Regions from separate parts of the Homo sapiens genome. Here region 1 is linked to region 2. Evidence: read pairs that join two places in POLR2A ChIA-PET (ENCODE). Cell type or tissue: B cell. All regions are shown on one strand. Links, peaks and the distances in the headings refer to the core of each region. The heading gives the core; the rest is flanking DNA. Region 1 holds the start of LOC101927060 (a long non-coding RNA gene). Region 2 has its middle 24 kb from the start of MIR5089.

What was found. Peaks named below come from ENCODE experiments on the same cell type or tissue, not always from the same donor. Only the 100,000 strongest peaks of a DNase experiment are listed, where the experiment ranks them.
Region 1: POLR2A ChIA-PET joins it to region 2 with 5 read pairs; 4 of 35 experiments call an interaction of 5 or more read pairs at or near these places.

What each region holds. Positions count from the first base shown.
Region 1 is chr17:47,096,310-47,101,679 of GRCh38, reverse strand. It overlaps LOC101927060 (a long non-coding RNA gene), which reads left to right and starts at 1,395. Exons shown (of 9, transcript XR_243711.6): 1 at 1,395-1,845. RefSeq lists a silencer at 1,394-1,673 and an enhancer at 2,968-3,593. In B cell, for the core only: no CTCF peak of the experiment used is centred there; DNase peaks (open chromatin) are centred at 1,409, 2,819 and 4,329; H3K4me3 peaks cover 3,218 bases; H3K27ac peaks cover 4,134 bases.
Region 2 is chr17:46,946,506-46,951,875 of GRCh38, reverse strand. It overlaps a transcript of LRRC37A2 not described here and a transcript of GOSR2 not described here. Among named protein-coding and RNA genes, the nearest start is that of MIR5089, 24 kb to the left of the region's middle. In B cell, for the core only: no CTCF peak of the experiment used is centred there; no DNase peak of the experiment used is centred there.

The DNA.
Region 1 (5,370 bases), core at 164-5,163, 150 kb before region 2:
ACCTGGCCAATTTTCATTTGTTTGGTTTTTTTGAGACTGAGTCTTGCCTTGTCACCTAGGCTGGAGTGCAGTGGCACGATCTCGGCTCACTGCAACCTCCACCTCCTGGTTCCGGTGATTCTCCTGCCCAAGCCTCCCAAGTAGCTGAGATTACAGGCGTGCACCATTGCAGCCGGGTGATTTTTGTATTTTAGTAGAGATGGAGTTTCATGATGTTCCCAGGCTGGTCTCGAACCCCTGACTTCAAATGATCAACCCGCCTCGGCCTCCCAAAGTGCTGGGATTAAATGCGTGAGCCATCATGCCTGGGCAATTTTTGTATCTTTTTAGTAGAGACAGAATTTCACCATGTTGGTCAGGCTGATCTTGAACTCCGGATCTCAAGTGATCTGCCCGCCTTGGACGCCCAAAGCGTTGGGATTAGTGGCGTGAGCCACTGCACCTGGTCAAATCCCTTTTTTTATTTTTTACTTTTTAATTATTTTTTTCTTTTGAGATGGAGTTTCCCTCTTGTTGCCCAGATTGGAGTGCAATGATGTGATCTCGGTTCACTGCAACCTCCGCCTCCTGGGTTCAAGTGATTCTTCTCTCTCAGGCTCCTGAGTAGCTGAAATTACAGGCATGCACCACCACACCCTGCTAGTTTTTGTATTTTTAGAAGAGACGGGGTTTCACCATGTTGGTCAGGCTGGTCTCAAACTCCTAACCTTAGGTGATCCACCTGCCTTGGCCTCCCAAAGTGCTGGGATTACAGGTGTGAGCCACCGTGCCCGGCCCAAATTTCTTCTTGAAATAACATTTTAAATGAATAAAATAAAAGATGTATACTCAACAAATTAGGAACAGAAAGAAACTTCCTCAACCTAAATGAAGAGCATCTATTAACAACTCACAGCTAATACTTTGTGTGTGTGTGTGTGTGTGTGTGTGTGTGTGTGTGTGTGTGTGTGTGTGTATTTTATATACCTATATAACATCTCTCCCTATGGCTTTCCGGCCTGGAGTTTTCATCACGTCGCTTCCTGGATGAAGGAACCTCGAGGGGTGAGGGGCAGGGGTTGGGGGTGATGGAGAAGAGAACCTAAAGGGGACTTAGGTAGGGGGTTCAGAGTAGCCGACTGGCGTGACGCTTTGCCGGGATTCCTATTCCTATTCCTCCCACCTCAGGCCCCCTTCTAGTCCTCTCGGCCAAAAGCCTCTCGTTTCCAAGGGCCGAGATAGAGACAGAGACAGACAGATACACAGACACAGAAATGCCAAGGCACCAGCTTCCCTCTCCCCTTTCTGTCCCGCCCCATCGCTCTGACGGACACCATCAGTCAGCCAATGGCGCTCACGATGTGCCCCTGAAGGGCCAATGAGCGCCAGAGGAGGGCGGAAGATTCCCCGCCCCCACTTCTAGGCTTGGTTGAGCCGCGCAGGAAGGTCCGAGGCTGGGGGAGCAGCCGTTGGCTCTGGTGCCCCTGGGGGTGGGAGCACGAGTGGGCAAGGATGATGGTGAGGCAGAGGAGGCGGCCCCGAGGGAGCGCCCGGCTGAGAGGCGGGGGGCCGAGGGGCCCGGGGAGCGGGCGTCACCGAGGGCCCTGGAAGCGGCAGGGCTGGGGGAGAGGAGACGCGTGTGTGGAGCATGGGGACCCCAGCCCAGCTCCCACTTGCAGACCTGGGCCGCGGGCTGCCGGCCGAGTGGCCGGGGGGCCTGGCTGCCCAGGAGGCGGGCCGGGGCCGCGGCCGGGGGCGCGGAGCGGAGTTAGGGTCGCCAGGCCGAGCCGAGGTGGGACGGACCGACGCAGAGAGGAAGGGAAGCCACCTGGCCTGAAGATCCTGTCTCTAAGATCCCATTCTGAGGTACTGAATGTTAGGAGTACTACATATCTCCTTTTTTTTTCTTTTTCTTTTTTTTTTTGAGACGGGGTCTTCCTCTGTCATCCAGGCTGGAGTGCGGTGGCACTTGGATCACTGCAACCTCCAGCCCCCTCATCCCCGGGCTCAAGCAATCCTCCCACCTCAGCTTCTCGAGTAGCTGGGACTACAGGTGCGCACTACCACACCTGGCTATTTTTGTGTATTTTTAGTAGAGACGGGGTCTTGCCATGTTGCCCGGGCTGATCTTGAACTCCTGAGCTCAAGTGATCCTGTGGCCTTGGCCTCCCAAAGTGCTGGGATTACAGGCATGCGCCACTGTGCCCAGCCCCCTGGAGTACTACCTATCTCTTTTAGGGAACAAAAGTCAGCCCAGAACAGGTGTATGTCATTTATCATGGGTACTAGACCCTCAACACCTACACATAGGAAATGAAAATTGATAGCATGAATTAAAGTAGATTATTTCTTTAGCGTCTCATGTATTCTTAACAAGATTTTTGTTTTATCTTTGAAACTTTTTTTTTGAGACGGAGTCTTGCTCTTTCGTCCAGGTTGGAGTGCAGTGGCGCGATCTCGGCTCACTGCAACCTCCGCCTCCTGGGTTCAAGCGATTCTCCTGCCTCAGCTTCCCCAGTAGCTGGGATTACAGGCACCTGCCACCACACGTGGCTAATTTTTGTATTTTTAGTAGAGACGGGCTTTCATCATGTTGGCCAGGCTGGTCTCGAACTCCTGACCTCACGTGATCTGCCCGCCTTGGCCTCCCAAAGTGCTAGGATTACAGCCGTGAGTCACCGAGCCCGGCTCATACTCTTGGTTTCCTCTGCAGACTTATTTCCTCTTTTGCTCCTAAAAACATTAGTATTTGCCTTCCCTTGACCCTTTCTCCTCTCACCCTGTGCAGTTTCTGAGGAGCATTTCTAAAAAATTATCAATCTTCTGTTTATACTTCTTCATTTGGGGAAGTACCTCAGCATCTACCCATAATTATCTGTGTCTCAATTATGTCCAGTCTACAGTAAATGTACTCATTCTGTGGCCACTCAGGTCTTTAAAAAAATAATCTTTAGGGCCGGGTGTGGTGGCTCACTCCTGTAATCCCAGTGCTTTGGGAGGCTGAGGCAGGTGGATCACGAGATCAGGAGATTGAGACCATCCTGGCTAACACGGTGAAGCCCCGTCTCTACTAAAAATACAAAAAAACAAAATTAGCGGGGCGTGGTGGTGGGCGCCTGTAGTCCCAGCTACTCGGGAGGCTGAGGCAGGAGAATGGCGTGAACCCGGGAGGTGGAGCTTGCAGTGAGCCGAGATCGCGCCACTGCACTCCAGCCTGGGCGACAGAGCGAGACTCAGCCTCAAAAAAAAAAATCTTTACTTAGAATCTTATCAAGAGTTTTGTGAAAGCTCACATAAATTATATTCACATATTTATTTTCTCAGAGAATTTGGGTGAACTGGTGTGGTGTGATTTCCACTTTTAGAATCCATGTTGTCTTTTCCTCAGAAGGTTATTCATGCTGGTATGTCTTCTGAGCCCATCTTTATTAGAGATTTGCCAGTTTGGGCAGTTTGAAGTTGCAGCCTACTTGAGTGGATGGGAGTTACTTTGATGACAGCATTTTTTTGTTCATTTTGGTTCAGCACATATTTGTTGAGTACCTAATATGCCAGAAGTTGAGCAAGGAAAATGTTGATAAAGGAAAAGTGGATTCTATCCTCCTGGCATTTAGAGAAGGTCACTCATATGACCGTCAGCTAATATGTTCTGTCCTGCAGTTTAATAATTTATACTTAAATGCCTTTAAAACACAGAGAAGGGGCCAGGCGCAGTGGCTCACACCTGAAATCCCAGCACTTTGGGAGGCCGAGGTGGGCGGATCACTTGAGGTCAGGAGTTTGAGACCAGCCTGGGCAACACAGTGAAACTCCATCTCTACTAAAAATACAAAAATTAGCCGGATGTGGTAGCGCACGCCTGTAATCCCAGCTACTTGGGAGGCTGAGGTGGGAGAATCTCTTGAACCCGGGCAACAGAGCTTGCAGTGAGCCGAGATGGTGCCACTGCACTCCAGCCTGGGCAACAGAGTGAGACTGTCTCAAAAAGCAAACAAACAAAAAACCCATAGAGACTATTTTGGGTCTTCATGACTACCTGACATCTGACATGTCAGTTTGAGGAATTTAGTATATTTAATGATGCATTTGATTCACTATTAGTGATTTGTATGTTTTAAAGAGTAATTTAGATAGCTTTTTCCCCTCTATCTTCCCCAGTAAATATTGAAGCAAATAAGAATTATATATACCAGCTGTCTTGCTTTTTATCCACTGTTTATATCCTGTTTATCAAGTGACCCACCCAGTTTTATTTGGCACTAGCTTTTTATATATTTAAACTGTCTCTGAGGTCGCTTTGCATTTTCTTTTTTTTGAGATGGAGTTCTGCTTTTGTCGCTCAGGCTGGAGTGCAATCTTGACTCCCTGCAACCTCTGACTCCCAGGTTCAAGCGATTCTCCTGCCTCAGCCTCCGAAGCAGCTGTGAGTGCAGGCATGCGCCACTACGCCTGGCTAATTTTTGTAAGTTCTTTTTTTTTTTTTTTTTAGTAGAGATAGAATTTCACCATGTTGGCCAGGCTGGTCTTGAACTCCTAACTTCAAATGATCTGCCTCCCCTCGGCCTCCCAAAGTGCTGGGATTACAGGCGTGAGCTACTGCGCCCGGCTTGCATAATTTTCTTGGAAGCTTTTTTTTTTTTTGAGAGAGAGTCTTGCTCTGTTGCCCAGGCTGGAGTACAGTTGTGGGATCTTGGCTCCCAGCACCCTCCACCTCCGGGTTCAAGTGATTCTCTTTCCTCAGCCTCCCGAGTAGCTGGGACTACAGGCGTGTGCCACCACACCGGGTAATTTTTGTCTTTTTAGTAGAGTCAAGGTTTCACCATATTGGCCAGGCTGGTCTCGAACTCCTGACCTCAGGTGATCCATCCACCTTGGTCTCTCAAAATGCTGGGATTACAGGCGTAAGCTACCGCATCTGGCCTCTTGTAAGGTTTTAATTGTTGTTTTGCCTGCATAGGTCTTAGTGCCCCTGACCACTTTATGGTCTTTTATTGTTTTTCCTCATTTGCACTATTCTTCTGTTTTGAGGAAAGTTTTTCATCCCACTTCCCCCTTTCCATGCTCGTTAGAAATTTAAGATTTTTGGTTGAGGCTGGGCATGGTGGATCACACCTGTAATCCCAGAGTTTTAGGAGGCCAAGGCAGGAGGATTGCTTCAGGCCAGCAGTTCTAGACCAGCCTGGGCAACAGAGTGAGACCCCTGTCTCTACAAAAAATAAAAACAATTAGCTGAGGATGGTGGCACACGCCTATAGTCCTCATTACTCAGGGGGCTGAGGCAAGAGGATCACTTGATTGAGCCTAAGAGTTTGAGGTTACAGTGAGCTCTGATCACACCACTGCCCTCGAGCAGCCTGGGTGACAGTGAGACCCTGTCTCTAAAAAAAATAA
Region 2 (5,370 bases), core at 100-5,099:
AACACCCCGAGGGAAAAGCCAGATTTTCTTGCAAGGCTGAAAGGCGGGCAGAGTGGGGGAAGAGAGGGCCCTGTGTGTTCTCCCACCCTGGGCCATTTTTCCTCTCTGAGTGTACCTGGGCCCCAGAAAATTAGAGGTTTCCTTTTCCTCTTGTGTCACTATCTGACTTTGGGGCAACCCTGTCAGCATTACCCTGGCCTGGGAGGTTGTGCAGAGGGGAACGGGGAAGCTCTCCAATGCTAAGTTCCGGAAGAATGGAGTAGGGTGGCCTCAACATGGGGGCAAAAGAAAGTCCCTGGGAACAAGTTCCTAATCCAATTAGCAGGTGATTATATGGTCGTTTTCAAGGGCTACGCCAGTTAAAAGGCACCTCCCAGGAGGCTCTCTCTGGCAGCTTGACAAGTCACTGCTAAACCTGTGATCTGGAGACGTGGGCTGGCGCGGCAGCTGGGCGAGGAGCCCAGGCTCAGAAAGCTGGGGTGGGAATCTTTAAGGATGAAATTGATGGGTAAGGAGCTTGCTGTTGTCATGGAAATGGGCTCTGGGTGGATGAGCTCTGGTCCAATGGGTAACCTGTGGGGAGAGTGCCACCCCTACCAGACTTCACTGTGGGCGGCCAGCGGGCACCTCTGGAACCCGCCGTTCCAGCCAAGCCTGTGGGCTGCGTCCACCTCTGTCTGCCTCCTCCTAGGGACAGCGTGGTCTGGCAGTGCGTGTGCCAGTTTCTGTCAATAACTGAGGGGTGTGGAGAGATGATGCCCTCAAGCTGGAGAAGCCTTTGGCGTGGCTCCTGCCACCCTGACTTAGCTGTGCCTGGCATGAACATGGTACAGTGACAGGCCATGGGCGTGTAGTTGGGGCGAGGGCCACAGGCTAGTTTAGGACAGCGTGGCATGGTGAGACTGTCCCTGGGCAGCAGCACTGGATTGGGAGTCGGTGACTTCCCCCTCTGACTCCAGATCTCTCATCACCGACTGGGTCACCCTTGGCAAGTCATTCTCCCCCAGAAAGTCTGGCTTGGTGGTCCCCAAGACCACTTCTGGCCCCGCTTTTCCTCTGTTCTGGGATTTGGAACTGGACAGTTTTGATCTCATCAGCCCCATGTCTCAGCCCACTGAACTACCCCACCACAGAAGAGTGCCCCCACACAGACCAGTCCCTGCCCTCTCAAGCCACTGAGCAGGGCCCCGGGCAGGCAGGATGGTGGGGCAGCCCCATCCTGTCAGCCCTTGCTGCTCGGGGTCATCTCCCCCGCTAAGTTCACATGGTGGAAATTCCTGAAGCTCATGGCTGCCCCTGAATGCTCTTGGAGATGGGCCTAATAAGCTGCCTGGTCCAATTACCCTTCCATTTCCAATAGGTGCTATTTTAATTGGGCCTTTCCCTGGGACAAGTGTGAAGGAAAAAGCAATTTGTAGTATGGGCTTTTGGCTCTGGCACTGATCATACACTTAGCAACTTCATCTTCTCCCCCTCCATCTCCTTCTTTTCCCTCCCCTTCTCTCCATCCTCACCCTCCTGGCCCTTTCACTTGCCTCTGCCACCTCCTCAGCCAGCCGCCTCCTCCTCACCTACAAGAGGCAGAGAGTCCACACTCTCTGGGGACCAGTATGGAGGGAAGAAGACCCAAGAATCCAGCTGGGGGTGAGGGATAGGAACGAGAAGTGACTCAGGGGCTGCTCTCAGCCCCCGTGAACTCTTGCAGAGACATTGAAAAATACTGGAAAGGCAACAACTGAGAAAGAGAATCTCAAGTTCCTATGATATGAAAGTGGGTTCTCCCTGTCTTTATCCCATGCTCCCTCCAGGAGGCCCCACGGCCTCTCTTTGGGATTTGGTTTCCTCTTCAACACACACTGCTCACTCCAATTTCAATCAATATTTATGAAGTGCCTACTGTGTGCAGAGGACCAGGGACTGGAGGAGGGCAGGGACTAATGAGTCTGCTCTTAGGCACCCCGCGTCTGGCCTCAACTTACCTCTGCAGCCTTTCTTCCCTCCTCCACACTGAACCTGAAGCCTGAGCTCCAGCCACAGAATCCTCCTGCCCTTCCCAGAGCACACCCCTTTGCTAGATGACTCCCTCTGCTGAGACCGTCCGCCCAGGCTCCACCTGCTCCAGTCTGACTCATCTGAGATTCAGCTCAAAAGCCTCCTCCAGGGTTCCAGGGTAAGTAGATACTACTTCTGCCATGGCCCTAAGCACCTTGTACCTGTGTGACGGTTTGTGCACTTTATTGCTGCATGCTCATGTATGTCTTCCCAGCTAGACGTGAGCATCATTCAAGGGGAGTGTGGCAGATTGTACTCTCCAAAGATGGCCACCCACCGTGTCAATTCCATCCCACCTGCTCTTCTTAGAATGTGACCCACATTCTTCCCACTGAGAGGCAGCTGGGGGCTTGTGACCATATGGCTTGTGATCACCACGGCCAAAGGAGTATGGCAGAACAGAGGCCCTATGACTTCCGAGGCTTGGTCATAGAAAGTACACAGATCCCACCTGCTCTCTCCCTTGGGATACTCACTCTTGGAACTCAGTCATCATGCCCTGAGGAAGCCCTGGTCCCATGGAGAAGCCGTGTGCAGGTGTTCCAGAGGATAGCCCCAGTCCAGGGCTCAGCGACATTGTGTGCCCAGCGACACTGTGTGCCAGCCACATCAGTGAACCTTCAGATGATTCTCCTCCCAGCCTTCAAATCTTCCATCTGAGGCCCCAGACATCGCTGAGCAGAGACAGCTATCCCAGCCACGCCTGGTCCCCAGTTCTTATGCTCAGAGGCTGTGAGGTGTAGCAACTGAGAGCTATTGCCGTCAGCCCCTATGTTTTGTGGTGATTTGTTACACAGCAGTGGATCACAATGCAGGTGGGTCACGTCTGTTCTCCAAGGCCCAGTCCCGTGACTGGCACCTGGTGGGTGCTCAGTTCGTAGCTATCGAAAGAATGGATGAATGAACTTTAGCAGGCAACAATTCCAGACTGATCTGTCAATCATCATCCTCATCTTTCCTACATCTTCCCACCATGGTTCCACGCCTCTCAGGGAACCCAGGCAGTCCCAAGCCCAGCCTTGATGATGTCACCGAGCCCTAAATCAACCAGCTCTGCAGGCTGCCCCACATCCACAGTTCTTACTACTTAAGCTCCTTAGATCAGTATCTAACCCCAGCAGTAAGATCCTGGGATTTCTGGCCCTTGCAGCCCTGCGCATACTCACTGATCCACATGCTTGATTGGCTTTGTCTTCACCACAGTTCTGTGAAGTAGGCCATTATTAGCATTCCCATTTCCCCTACGAGGACACTGAGGCTGGGAGAGAAAGAGGGAGTGAGCAAGTCCTAATAGGTAATGAACTGGAGATTTGAATTCAGGTCTTCTGATGAAGAACACAGGAATACATGTGCAATATCGTATCTTGTAACAAATAAAGTCTGACTGGCAAATACTTGCAGTCCTTTCTTTGGGGATATCAGATCCTTGACTCACAATCACACCAGCTGAATGAAGGGATCAGACCTGGGTCCTATGCAATGCTAGTGAACAACCACAACAAAACCTCAGTTACCATCTTTCTATGTCCTGGGCTGTGCAGTAGGCACTTTACAGGCATGGCAGTATGCACTGGCCACAGCTGCCCTGTGAGATGGGCATTATTCATCTCCAAAAGGTGACAGAACAGAGGCGTGGAGAGGTGAGGTGGCTTGCTCAAGGTTCCACAGCTAAAGGGCAGAGCTGATCTTCACACTCCACCTGCTTGACTCCAATCACTAAAGGTCTTCTGTCTCCTGACAAAAATCACTTCTAGGCTGGGCGCGGTGGCTCACGTCTGTAATCCCAGCACTTTGGGAAGGCCAAGGCAGGTGGATCACCTGAGGTCAGGAGATCGAGACCAGCCTGGCCAACATGGTGAAACTCTGTCTCTAGTAAAAACACGAAAAATTAGCCAGGCGTGGTGGCACATGCCTGTAATCCCAGCTACTCAGGAGGCTGAGGCAGGAGAGTCGCTTGAACCCGGGAGGCGGAGGTTACGGTGAGCCGAGATTGTGCCATTGCACTCCAGCCTGGGCAACAAGAGTGAAACTCCATCTCAAAAAGAAAAAAAAACTATTTCTAGTGACGGACAAGCTCTCAAATACAGGCACTTTTGCTACCACTTGAGGTAGTTATTATTATTCTCACTATACAGACAGGACGCTGAGGTTTGGGTGATTAGCCCAAGGTCAGGCTGCTAATAAACAGCAAAGTCAGGATTCTAAGCCATGTCTGCCATCCCCATCTCAAACATCATCCCACCACCCCCATCACATTACACTGCACCTAAAAAGATCATGTCCAGGTCTTCCTAGGACAGTGGGGCTTGTCCACACCCACACCAGCCTGACAGCTTCTCCAGCTCTCATCAGTATCTCAGCAGCATGAACGTAAGTTGTAGGGAGCTCTGAAGGTGTGTGGCAGTGACAGCCTCTGCCCTGCCTCCGCCTGGTTGGTGGTTTCACCAGATCTGGGGCAGGGTGGGGAGGGAGCAGGGGTAGTTCAGGTTGCCAGGTGCTCCTGGGAGAGAGACTAACAACCCACAGCCCACCACGACCTCTCTCTTGCACACATACACCAAAGAGGAGGCTGCCCTGCTTCCTGAGCAGTAACTCCTGGGGCCACAGAATCTAGGACATGCACAGGGTCCTTCCCCAGCCCTCCTGGTTTCAGAGACAGCTGAGGGTTCCTGCATCCACATTCATGTCAGGGTCCCCTGGCCTTCCTCCACACCCACCTCCAGCTTCACCCTAATACGTCCCTACTCTTTCCACAATCCACTCCAAACCCAGCCTGCTGAGAACCAAGCTCACATGGCTCCCCTGTGAATCTGGCCCCCGTCCCACCTTCCCCAGGGGCAGCAGTCAGTTGCAGCCTCCTCTCACTGCTGGGTGGGCTCTCCACCCTCTGATATCTACCCCACTTGCTTGGCACTTGACTGCTGCCCCGCGACATCTCATAATTTTTGTTTTTTTAAAATTGAAACAGAGTCTCATTTCGTCACCCAGGCTAGAGTGCAGTGGCACAATGTCGGCTCACTGCAACCTCTGCCTCCTGGGTTCAAACAATTCTCATGTCTCAGCCTCCCAAGTAGCTGGGACTACAGGCGCACACCAACTTGCCTGGCTAGTTTTTGTATATTTAGTAGAGACGGGGTTTCACCATGTTGGCCAGGCTGGTCTCGAACTCCTGGCCTCAGATAATCCACCTGCTTTGGCCTCCCAAAGTGCTGGGATTAAAGGTGGGAGCCACCATGCCTGGCCTCTCATAATTATTAATTACTTTTCTGTTTAAGGGCTGCAATACTGAGCTTGAGCTATTTCTTTTTTTTTTTTCCA